Regions from separate parts of the Homo sapiens genome. Here region 2 is linked to region 1. A link is an interaction called in ENCODE POLR2A ChIA-PET data of the cell type or tissue named here. Cell type or tissue: GM12878. All regions are shown on one strand. Links, peaks and the distances in the headings refer to the core of each region. The heading gives the core; the rest is flanking DNA.

Region 1 (5,528 bases), core at 296-5,295:
GTCTTATACTTTAAGGTAAACATATGGTTTCCTTAAAGGCTTACAGGCATACTGATTGCTATAGCTAACAAAATAAACAACAACAACAAATCAATCTTACTCTCTCCCCAGTGTGATTTCCAAACCCAACTGTTCACAGACCTTCTTTTTTTGCAACTTCTTTTCCTTCAGCTCATCTAGGTAAGTTAGTTTGCCCTGGGATGCTCCCTTTAATCCTAGCTGATGCCATGTATGCAGCCCAAAGATTCTTCAGGCATCTACCTTTTTACATGGTGAAAACAAGAAAAATTGTTCTCTGTAGTCTTGGGTCCTGTTTTGTGATTTCATTTCCCATTTCACGCCATCACTTCTCCCAGTGGATTTACGTGACTTTAAGCTTCAGTGGCACTCAGAGGTGAATTAGAATCTGACATGAAATGCCCAGTGGATCCCTACTCTTGTGTTCCCCATGCACTGTCACCTCACTACATGTGACTCCCTTCCTTTGTCCTAGGTTCCTCCTCTTAAAGAAAAGTTGATTAGCCCAGAGCTCACCAAGCTATGTTTCAGAAGTTAGCATCTAAAAGCTCAGCTTTAGAATTGGCTGTGGCAGGTGCTGGGTAAAAATGGAGATCCGCAGCATTATTTCAGACCAATGGACCGAGAATCTCTAGCACTGGGGCCCTGGAATATCCACCTCTAATAATCTCCAGGCAGATCTCTGTGCAGTGCTATCTAGGAGCCACTAAACAGGAATATCTCTAAATCTTTACATCTCTGCTACAAAGTTCTCTCTGACATGTGAACTGAATTCATTGATAAAATGATGTACAGGTCTCCATGTAGGAGCCCCGCTATTCATATTATTGTTTTGCATTTTACAATTCATACTGCTATCGTATAGATCACATTATTTTAAATATTTTGATCTTTGTGACAATCTTGAGAAGAAGAGAGGAAGGTCTAGACTCATCAGTCACTCTTGTAGAAAAATAAAGCCTTTGGGAGATTGAGCAATTTGATCAAAATCACACGGATCTAAGTTCAAACTCCAAGATCTTAATACAGTTGAAAGAGTGGATTGTAAGGGATCCAAGAAGAGGAAGTTCCATTGAACAAAAGAGTCTTGGAAGAATTGTATTTCATTTTCAGGCTGCCTCCCTGTCCACTGGTAGAGGAAGGTAGCAGCAAGGTTTGCCTCTGTGTGAGGGTTTGGGTGGTTTGCCAACACATGGGTACGGAATCCAAATGAACACATACTTCATGCTCCAGGTATGTCTGAAAAATTAATACTAAAGACTGGTTGTGGATTGGTAAGTTCATATGTGCCAGGCCTTGGGTTAGGTGGTATGGGTACAGAGCTAAGGCCTCACAGCCAGGATTGTAATGCTTCTCAAACTGTGGCCTTTGCCCATGTGCATGAAAAATGCTGATTCTTAGGTACTACCCTGACTGTAGAATATCTCGGAATGTTTCCCAAGAAATTGCATTTTCTATAACTCCATCTAGTGAGTCTATAACCTCTGTTACAGTGCGGAAAACAGAATATTATTAAAAATATCTGAAGCATTCACTCATTCATCAAATATTTTTTGAGCATTTATTATGTGCCAAGCCCTGTCCTGGAGGACATCAAGGAATAAAACAATAAAAAAGTATTTTTTTTTTGCAGCTTACCTTTTCCTTGTGAAAGAAAGAGGAACAACATCAAATAATTAATAAAGAATAAAATATGTAATAATAATAAGTAAAATAAGTTCTACAGTATGTTAACAGTAAATAGGACAAGGAAAATAAAACAGAGAAAGAAGATAAAGGGGGCGGTGGTACAAAATTCGGTTTGAAATTTTAAATTGGGTTGCCTGCATGTGTTTTGTTGGGTTATTTGAGCAAATTCTGCAAAAAGTGAAGGACTGTTCCTGTAGATACCCAGGAGATGGCTAGAAGGGACAGCTGGTGTAAAGGTATAACACCAGACCTCACTGTGAATTCAGAAGCATCACTTCATTAACTTCCCCCAATAATGCTATTTGGTAGGCACTCCCATTTCCATCCTCCAGGTAAGAAAACTGAGCTTGGGAAAGCTGAAACTTTTGCTCCATGCTATTCCACTGAAAAACCAGGTTAGAACAAAACAAATAATGCTTTCCCCAATTCACAATTTTGTGTGTGTGTGTGTGTGTGTTTGGTGATGGTTGAGGGGTCGGATGTTATTTATATTAAAAGGTTGAAGTCATTTCATTTTAAAAATTCAGAAGATGGAAACCCATTCTCTGTTAACGGGTGCCAACTAATTCCAATAATGATCCTTTACAAGCCTCTGCTTGCTACAGAGTGTTAACTGTTTAGTAGCAGTTGTTTTTAAACAGCCCATAACATTGCCATTACATGAATTATACATGGCTTATAAAATGATTATTTATTCAGTGGAAAATTAAATTCGTCAGTGTTTTCCAAATCTGAGCTAGGACATTCATCAGAAAAACTGTTAAATTTTTAATCAACTGTACTATGGTTGATGTAGCTATCAGCCTAAATTGCTCTTTCTCTGTCATTCCCCTTGTTGCAGAATATAGTGTAGAATTACCAGCTCTACAATGCTAATTGATTTTTTTCTTGCAAAGATTTAAGACACAGCAGCATCCCATCTAACACTAAAATAAAAAAGTTGCATGAGCTTCAAGGCACATTTCACATACAATGAGTGGCAATTTAATATTTTAGGGTTTTAAAAAATGTCTTCCCTCTGATCTAATGCTTCAGACTGGAGCCCACCTCACTCTGATTTCACACTGAAAATATTCAGACCCAAACATTAAAATTAGGAAATTATATAATGTGTTAAAAGATGGTAAGTTTAATGAAAAAAAATATTGTATAGAGGGGGTTTCTACCTGTACATCAATAACACAGCATAATGAAAGAGTGGATTCCCCAGGTGCACAAGAGTGACTCAAACTCCATGTGAATAGTTAACTCACTGGGTATTTCCTGCAGACATTCAGTGATTTAGACATTTCTCACTTTCTTTATATATCTATTCTGTTCAGTGTACAATCTTCTGAGACAACGAGGGAAAATCTTATACTTTTCTTCAAGGAAATTCATTTATTTGTTAGTATAGCCTTTTAAACTTAAGTTTGCATCTCTTTAACCAAGTATGTTTTCAGGTGGACACAGGCAGGGAACACAGGCAGGGACACAGGCCTGAGAACACTTCTTGACCCACATCTCTGTGTCACTAGCACAGCTGGTAAGGGGAATAAAAAATCCATCGTCTATCTTTGCCCCGACACACCACAGCTCATCCCCCTACAGCACACTGTGGGTTTCTGCACATTTCCAACCCATTCTGGATTTCTCAGGCAGGATTTACCATTAGCAAGGACAGGCTTATCTAGACTGGTGTTTTTCACACTCAGACATGCACGCAACTCATCTGAGAAATCTTATTAAAATGTAGATTCTGGTTTAATTGTTCCAGAGTCCAGCCTGAGATTCTGCATTTCTAATGTACTCCTAGCTTATGCCAATGTTGCTGTTTGGTGAGCCACATTTTGAGGAGCAAGGATCTTCAACAAACTTCTGGAATGGAGCTATTGATGATGGTATCAGTCCTGGGACCACAGACTAGGTTTAGATTACTATTGCATACATGGGATAGATATTGATTCCATGAGGTATGTTTCAGTATGGATTCCAGTAGACTGAGCAAGTGCCCAGAATGGGCCCTGAGAGAGGGTGTTAGGGTGAGGTTGGGGTGGGGATAGGTAAGCGAAATTAGAGACTTCTGCACTCTCTTCTTGATGGGGCTCTGACTGAGCTCAGGAAGAAAGGCAGAACTGATTATCATTACTGCTTTTCCTTCCCATGTACTCTGGTTTGGGGCCCCATCCACCTGGAGGAAGCAGTGCCTTTTGCTTATTAGCACAGTGAGAGACATCCTATGGGAAGGAGATGCACCTGCTCCAGGCCCCTCACTGTCTGCTCCTGACTTTTTAGACCCCACCACAATCTGGAGATAAACTGTTACTGTTTCCTACACACACTGTGTACTTAAGAGATGTCTGTACATTTGCAATCACTGTCCCCTCTAACTAAAGCACCCTTCATCTTTTCTCTGCCTGATGAAATCCTATTGAACTTTCTAGAAAGATCTCAAATGAGAGGCACATCCTGTTCCCTTCCTGGACACTGCCCACCCAGGCAGAAGTAACACTCCTACTGCCCCGGTGTTACCGTGGCAGCCCAGTTATGGTTCTTCCTGCTTCTGTACTCAGTCCTTCCCCATCTTGTAATCAATTCTGAATCCTAAAACTCGTAAATAATATAAAACTCCTCCACTTAACATCTCTACCCTGCCAGTGGCCACTCAAATACCTTCATAAAAGCCAAACTCACAGCCAGGTATAGTGGATCCTGCCTGTAATTCCAGCACTTAGGGAGGCCAAGGTGGGTGGATCTCCTGAGGTCTCAAGTTCGAGACCAGCATGGACAACATGATGAAACCCTGTCTTTACTAAAAAAAAATACAAAAAAATAGCAAGGTGTGGTGTTGGGCACCTGTAATCACAGCTACTTGGGAGGCTGAAGCAGAAGAATCACTTGAACATGGGAGGCGGAGGTTGCAGTGAGCCAAGATCATGCTACTGCACTCCAGCCTGAGCAACAAGAGTGAAACTCCATCTCAAAAAAAAAAAAAAAAAAAAAAAAAAAGCCAATCTCCCTATCCTGGTCTACAGCGCCCACGCAACATGGCCCTGCCTGATTTGGGGATTTCTTTCCCTACTGTATTCCCCTTCCTCACCCAGGCTCTGGTCCCACCAGCCTTCCACCTGAACCTGGAAGCAGATTAGCTTGTTTCACTTAAGCCGTGAGCTGTTTCCTCTGCCTAGAATGTTCTTCCCAAAGAGCCTCACTTGCCAGACCTCTTCTCATTCCGGTCTCAGCTCATTCCTCCAAACTGAAAGTCCAAGCAGCCACAGGGCTCTCTCCATGTATTGTCCCATCTCGCCAGCTTCATTATTACCTGCCATTTTCTTCTTTATCATATGTCCTCTTCTACCATAATTACTAGTCCAGAGAGAGAGACAGAGACAGAGACAGACAGAAACAAAAAAAATGCTGCCTCCTCTGTGGAATGCTATGTTCCCAGAGCCTAAAGCCAGGTGTGGCATTTGGAAGGCTTCTTGTAATATTGGTTGGATAGATGAATATTGAAAGAATTTAACAAAATGATCCTCCCTTTAGAGAAACAGATCTGGGATAGAGAGCCAGTTCTGTCACTTACTAGCTATTTACCTTCCCTAAGCCTCAGTTTTCTCATTTGTAAGATGGGAATAATAAATCCCACTATCTGGAGCTGTTTCTGAGAAACAAAATCAGATAATGCACATAACATGTTTAGCACAGCATGCTCTAAGGAGCAAGCTCAGTAAATAGACCTGTGATTTTCATTATCATTATCCACTCCTTTATTTACACATGAGGGGCAGTGGGCGTTGAGAGGAGGTGGAAAGAGTGGGTTGTGAGGGCTCATGCCTAGGAGC
Region 2 (5,528 bases), core at 187-5,186, 280 kb after region 1:
AAGAGTTGCATGATATTGAACACTTTAGGTGTGCTAAGACTATATTCAGCAGTGGTCGCACAGAGAAAGTAAGAGTCCCTGATGTTTAGGTAGTTATGGTCTAATGGGCGATAAATGCACATAGTTGAATTTCAATATAACATATTATAAGATAAAGTTCAGCTCAAGGTCCACAAATAAAAAGAAAGTCACTTAGTATAGTGTATGTTTAAGTAGTCACTTTCTGGGGGAGTTGTTGGTTGGCCTGAGAATTAAGAACATTTCAAGCAGAGGGAACATCACGAGCAAAGACACCACATCTTAAACAGCATGGTATCCTGAGGATATAAGGTAGGAGATGAAGAAAGGCAGGATAGGGACTGGAGTGGTAGATGGGGACCAGATGTCAGGGACCAGGATGCCATGCTATGACTTTGCACATTAAATCTGATGAAAAATTTTAATTGGAAAGTTAAAAGTTTGGATTTTTATCTTGGAAAGATCACCTTGGCTTTAAGGGATTGCAGAAGGGATTGGAGTTGGAAAAGATTGGAAGTGTGGCGAGAAAATTAGGTTGTGGTTGTAACAATCCAGTAATGAGATGATAAGGAACTAGTACAGAACAATAATTATTACTTAAAACAAAACAGGTGAAACAAAACTAAACCCCGCCCCCTCCCCCCCAACTAGGGACTCAAAGAAATGAAACAGTGTTAGACACTTTTGCTTCTTTCCTAATTGTTTAATGCTACCTTGTGTGTGATCTCCTGCCTATCTCTCTAGCATCTCTCACCTGAAATTTCTACCTCATCACCACATGTCAAAAATACAGCACAAAAGTATTTTAACATAGAGGTGGCTATTTGAATGATCTCGGGATGAAAGTATCTTAAGAACTGTAGAGAAAATCAAAGGAGACTTGTGAAGGATTTGAATGCCTACATATTTTAAATGTCAAAGATACCATGTGCAAAATTAAAATAACTTCATAGAGTGTTTGACATTAAAGCACAAGAAGAAAATATCGTTAGCGTTCAAACAGTTTATACAAATCAATGGAAAAAGCACTTAAAATTAGGAATATCAATGGCTGAAGGACTTGAACAGAACATTATAGACGAATTAAAAAATAGCCAATAAATATAAGGACAATATTCAACCTTACCAGTGTAACAGAAGTGAAAACAGAAGGAATGATGAAACAATTTTTCTATGGGAAATTCTCATAGCTATTTTACAAGTCTACTGCTTCATCCTGTTGCTGGTGAGGAGGAACCTACTACATCTCCACATGGGCTTGGTGTGGGTTTGGGAGTATTTATTCAACTGTTCTGAAAAGTAGTTCAATTTTCTATTCATATCTCTATATAGCTCTGTTTCTATCTAAATATCTCTATGTCTGCCTATCTGAGTTTTTTTTTAAAGTTATACCTTTTGGGACTTTTAATTTCTTTACTAGGAATTTATCCTTAGGAGATACTAAAGATGCAGTAAATATTTATTCACAACAATGTGCGTTACAACAGTATATATGGTGGCCAAAATCTGAAGCAGTCACAATATCTACCAAGAGAGGGTTGCATAAGTACTTTTGTTAAGAAAACTGTTTCACTATAACGACAAGAAAAGGATACAAAACTGCATAATATGTAATGTTTCTTAAAGTGACTTAGAAAACGTATTTTGCAAAGCCTATTAAACCTAGCTGACATTTCTGATTTGATATCACAAAGTTTTGCTGCTGTCAATGTATTGTGCAAGGAAGTGACTTTTGAAAAGTAAAAATGACTTTATTTCTTTGAAAAAGACAAGTCATTTTCCAGTGACATATAAAAGTTCAATGACACTTGAACAGGTGGCTAAATTTGTCCTGAGGAGACATCTGTGAAATATGTGACTCTTGGCAGAAAAGTGATTGTGGAAAACCCCAAGAACCTTGATTTACAAAGTTGGGGTCTACAGATTATGCATGTTAAGTAAACTGAAACAAAAACATGGAAACATTAACAGTGGAGCCATATGTGTTGGGTGACAGAAAATGTTTTCTAAAATTTTTTGATGTTGAATTTTCTTTGAGGATGCACTGCCTTGAAAATAGGAAAGAAATACAGTGCTGAAGTTATAAAAATTAAAGTCACACTCTACTGATTTTTTCACACCTTCAGAGCTTCTCAAAAGAGAAAAGGGAAATGCAGGGCCACATAATTTTTTTCACAACCTCGTTGGGTTTTACTATCTAGACTGCATCATCAGAAAGCCTGGAATAGATCTCATTTTCAAATTAAAAGAGCTAGGTATGTTATTCTTCCTTCTATTAAAAACTTGCCATTTCCTGCTGCTCCTTCTCCCACTGCCTCTCCAACTGCAAACAACCTCCTATCCCAACCCCTCAATAGGTGGCCAATGATCTCAAGAATCCCCTACTTCCGGGAACAGATTCTATCCTCCAGCTCTCTAAGCAGGGCTGGTCTCACTGCACAGCTCTTCAATTGAACCAGCTCCCAGAGCCTGGTATCTCTGTCTGCAGGCCCTGATTATGCAGCACTTCATGAATAACCTGCACCACGATGTCCTCCCTGCAGTAGCCCAGCCTGGCCTGTGATATTACTTGATCCTACCTCACAGCAAATCTGTAAAAGTTTCAAATTTGCAAGCAATAATCCACCAGCCAGGGTGAACTGAGGACATTCTGACTCCAGGGTGGCTATAAAAAAAACAAAAAACACTCTCCCCATACAAATCAGAGGATCCCTCCCTTGGAAAAGAAAAATAACCCAAAGAAAAATCATCCATGAATTTATATTTACTCAAAGCCTACTACGTGCCAGTAACTAATTACTAGAACATCACTGAATAGAAATGATCACATTTAATTCTCATGACAGAGCAGATACAATTAGGCCTCTGCTTTATTGGTTAAAATACTGAGGTACACAGAGTTTAAATAGCTTAGCCGAGGTCATAGAACCGGGACTTGCAGTCAGGGACCTGGTCACAAAGGCACGTTTGCTCCTTGTAGTGAAATTCTATAGGCAGACAGCAAAGCCTTGAATTAATGAAACACAGAACACTGAGCTTGATTTTTTTAAAAAAGACTTATGCACACATATGTTTATTACACCACTGTTTACAGTAGCAAAGACTTGGAACCAACCCAAATGCCCATCAATGATAGACTGGATAAAGAAATCGTGGCACATATACACCACAGAATACTATGCAACCATGAAAAAGAATGAGTTCATGTCCTTTGCAGGGACATGGATGAAGCTGGAAGACATCATTCTCAGCAAACTAACACAGGAACAGAAAACCAACCACTGCATGTTCTCACTCATAAGTGGGAGCTGAATAGTGAGAACACATGGACACAGGGAGGGGAATATCACACACCAGGCCCTGTCAGGGCTGGGGGACAAGAAGAGGGAGAGCATTAGGACAAATACCAAATGCATGCGGGACTTAAAACCTAGATGACGAGTTGATAGGTGCAGTAAACCACCATGGCACATGTATACCTATGTAACCAACCTGCACATTCTGCACATGTATTCCAGAACTTAGAGTAATATAAATTTTATAAAAAGGACAAACAGCTATTTAGAAAGGACAGCCACTGGTCCTCTGCAGCAGAGGCAAAAAGAGGTGTGAGAATAGAGAAAGGGTCAGGAACACACACAGGGACTGTTAGGCTGATGGACCACTCAGCCAAACACCATGAGACTGATCCTCTGGCTCTGAAGAGTTCAAGTGAGCTTAGGTGAGTCATTTCTCCTGGGTCCCGGTAGCTGTCCTAATGTCAAATTCAAATGGTACAACTGTGTTCCTTTATTCTTCTGGCGGTTGAGTGGGGCTCCTCCTGTAACAAAAGAACCTGTAGACTATTCTATTTTCCAAATATAACCAGATTCTTACTCGTCTTCACCACCTTACTGCTTTCACTCTGATCCAAATCACCGCCCTCTGCCTAGATTGTCACAATGGTTCTTAACTGGCCCCTCTTAGACATGTCCCCTTACTTCTCTAGAGCCCCTTCTCACCAGAAATCAGTGTGATTTTTAATGAAGTCTGTCATATGATGGAATTCCTCCACTTCCATTAGAATAAAAGAGAAAAATCTTCAATAACTTAGAAGATCCTATTTCAGAGGTTGGCAAGCGTTTTTCTGTATAGGATCAAAGAGTACATGTTTTAGGCCTTGTGAGCCATTATGATCTATCACAGCTGCTCAGTTATACAACTGAGGTGTGAAATTGGCCATAGACAATACATAAACAAATGAATATGGGGGTTTTCCAATACAACTTTATTTATAAAAGCAGAATCTAGCCTGTTTTCTTATTCTTGTTCCTGACTTTATTTCCTGGAACTCTTTTCCTTGCTCACTGCACCTCAGCCACACCAGCTTTCTTCTTGTGCCCCAGACATGTCATGTGATCTCCTGCCTCCTGGCCTTCTGTTACCCTAGAACACTCCAGGTGGCCAGGTATCTCCACGACTCACTCTCTCACCTCCAATCTCAGATGAAGATTACCTTCTCAGGGAAGCCTAAGCCAGCCCTCTTTTGTCTCATCACCCCAATGCCTCTTTCTCTGCTCTAGTTTTTTTTTTTTCTTTTTCCACATTTATCACCTTTAAACAAAATATAATTGTTTATTGTATCAATCATACATTACCTTTCTCCGCCACTAGAATGTTGTCTCCACGTGGGCAGGTAGTTGATAGTTTTATTCACTCATATAATCCAACTACATAGAAGAGTATCTGGGGGCATAATAGACACTCAGTACACATTTGTGGAATTCAAAGATGAAAACAAATTTAAAGCTGCAGAAGTTACAAAAACGTACAGAACATCTTGCTGATATCACCTAATCTCTCCCTTGGGTCAAAGAAACAGAACACTAGAAATGCAAATAGATTGCATTAGGCCAAGGATTTGTCCATTAAGGAGAACAACATGACATTTTTCCTCTTCTCATTATGTTTACCCCACAAAAACTAAGTAAGGATTGTTCAAAGAAACTACCAGTAGAAATTAAGGATATGTTTGAGTTTTTGCAAAAATGTACCAATTGACCTCCCCTGGTCCCTTAATCTATGCCCTTTGCAATGTGACTTAGCAGCTTCCATCAAGTGGTGAAACTTACTCTCCAGCCCTTGAATCTTGGCTGGGCTTGTGACTCGTCTTGGCCAGTAGAATCTGATGGAATGCCATTGTGTCAGGTCTCACTTAAACCCTTGCAGATGCCATGTGAATTACTTCAAGCTAGTCTGCTGGAGAATGAGACACACACAACAGAGCTGAACTAGTCCAGTAGTTCCAGTAAGACATGTGGAAAGTCTCAGACAAGATCAGCCAAACCTTTTAGTCCACTGATAGCTGATCACAGACGCATGAAGGAGCTTAACTAATATCAGAAGAAGGGCCTAGCTGCATTTATTCAATATTGCCCACCTGAAGAATTGTGACTTAATTATTTATTTATTTAACCAAAGGTTGGAGTTATTACCTGTCAATAGCCAATTGATACAGGTGTGTCTGCAGG

Evidence for each region. Peaks named below come from ENCODE experiments on the same cell type or tissue, not always from the same donor. Only the 100,000 strongest peaks of a DNase experiment are listed, where the experiment ranks them.
Region 2: POLR2A ChIA-PET joins it to region 1 with 5 read pairs; 1 of 35 experiments calls an interaction of 5 or more read pairs at or near these places.

What each region holds. Positions count from the first base shown.
Region 1 is chr4:14,150,096-14,155,623 of GRCh38, forward strand. No RefSeq gene overlaps it. Among named protein-coding and RNA genes, the nearest start is that of LINC01085, 41 kb to the left of the region's middle. In GM12878, for the core only: no CTCF peak of the experiment used is centred there; a DNase peak (open chromatin) is centred at 2,996.
Region 2 is chr4:14,429,454-14,434,981 of GRCh38, forward strand. No RefSeq gene overlaps it. Among named protein-coding and RNA genes, the nearest start is that of LINC01085, 320 kb to the left of the region's middle. In GM12878, for the core only: no CTCF peak of the experiment used is centred there; a DNase peak (open chromatin) is centred at 2,168.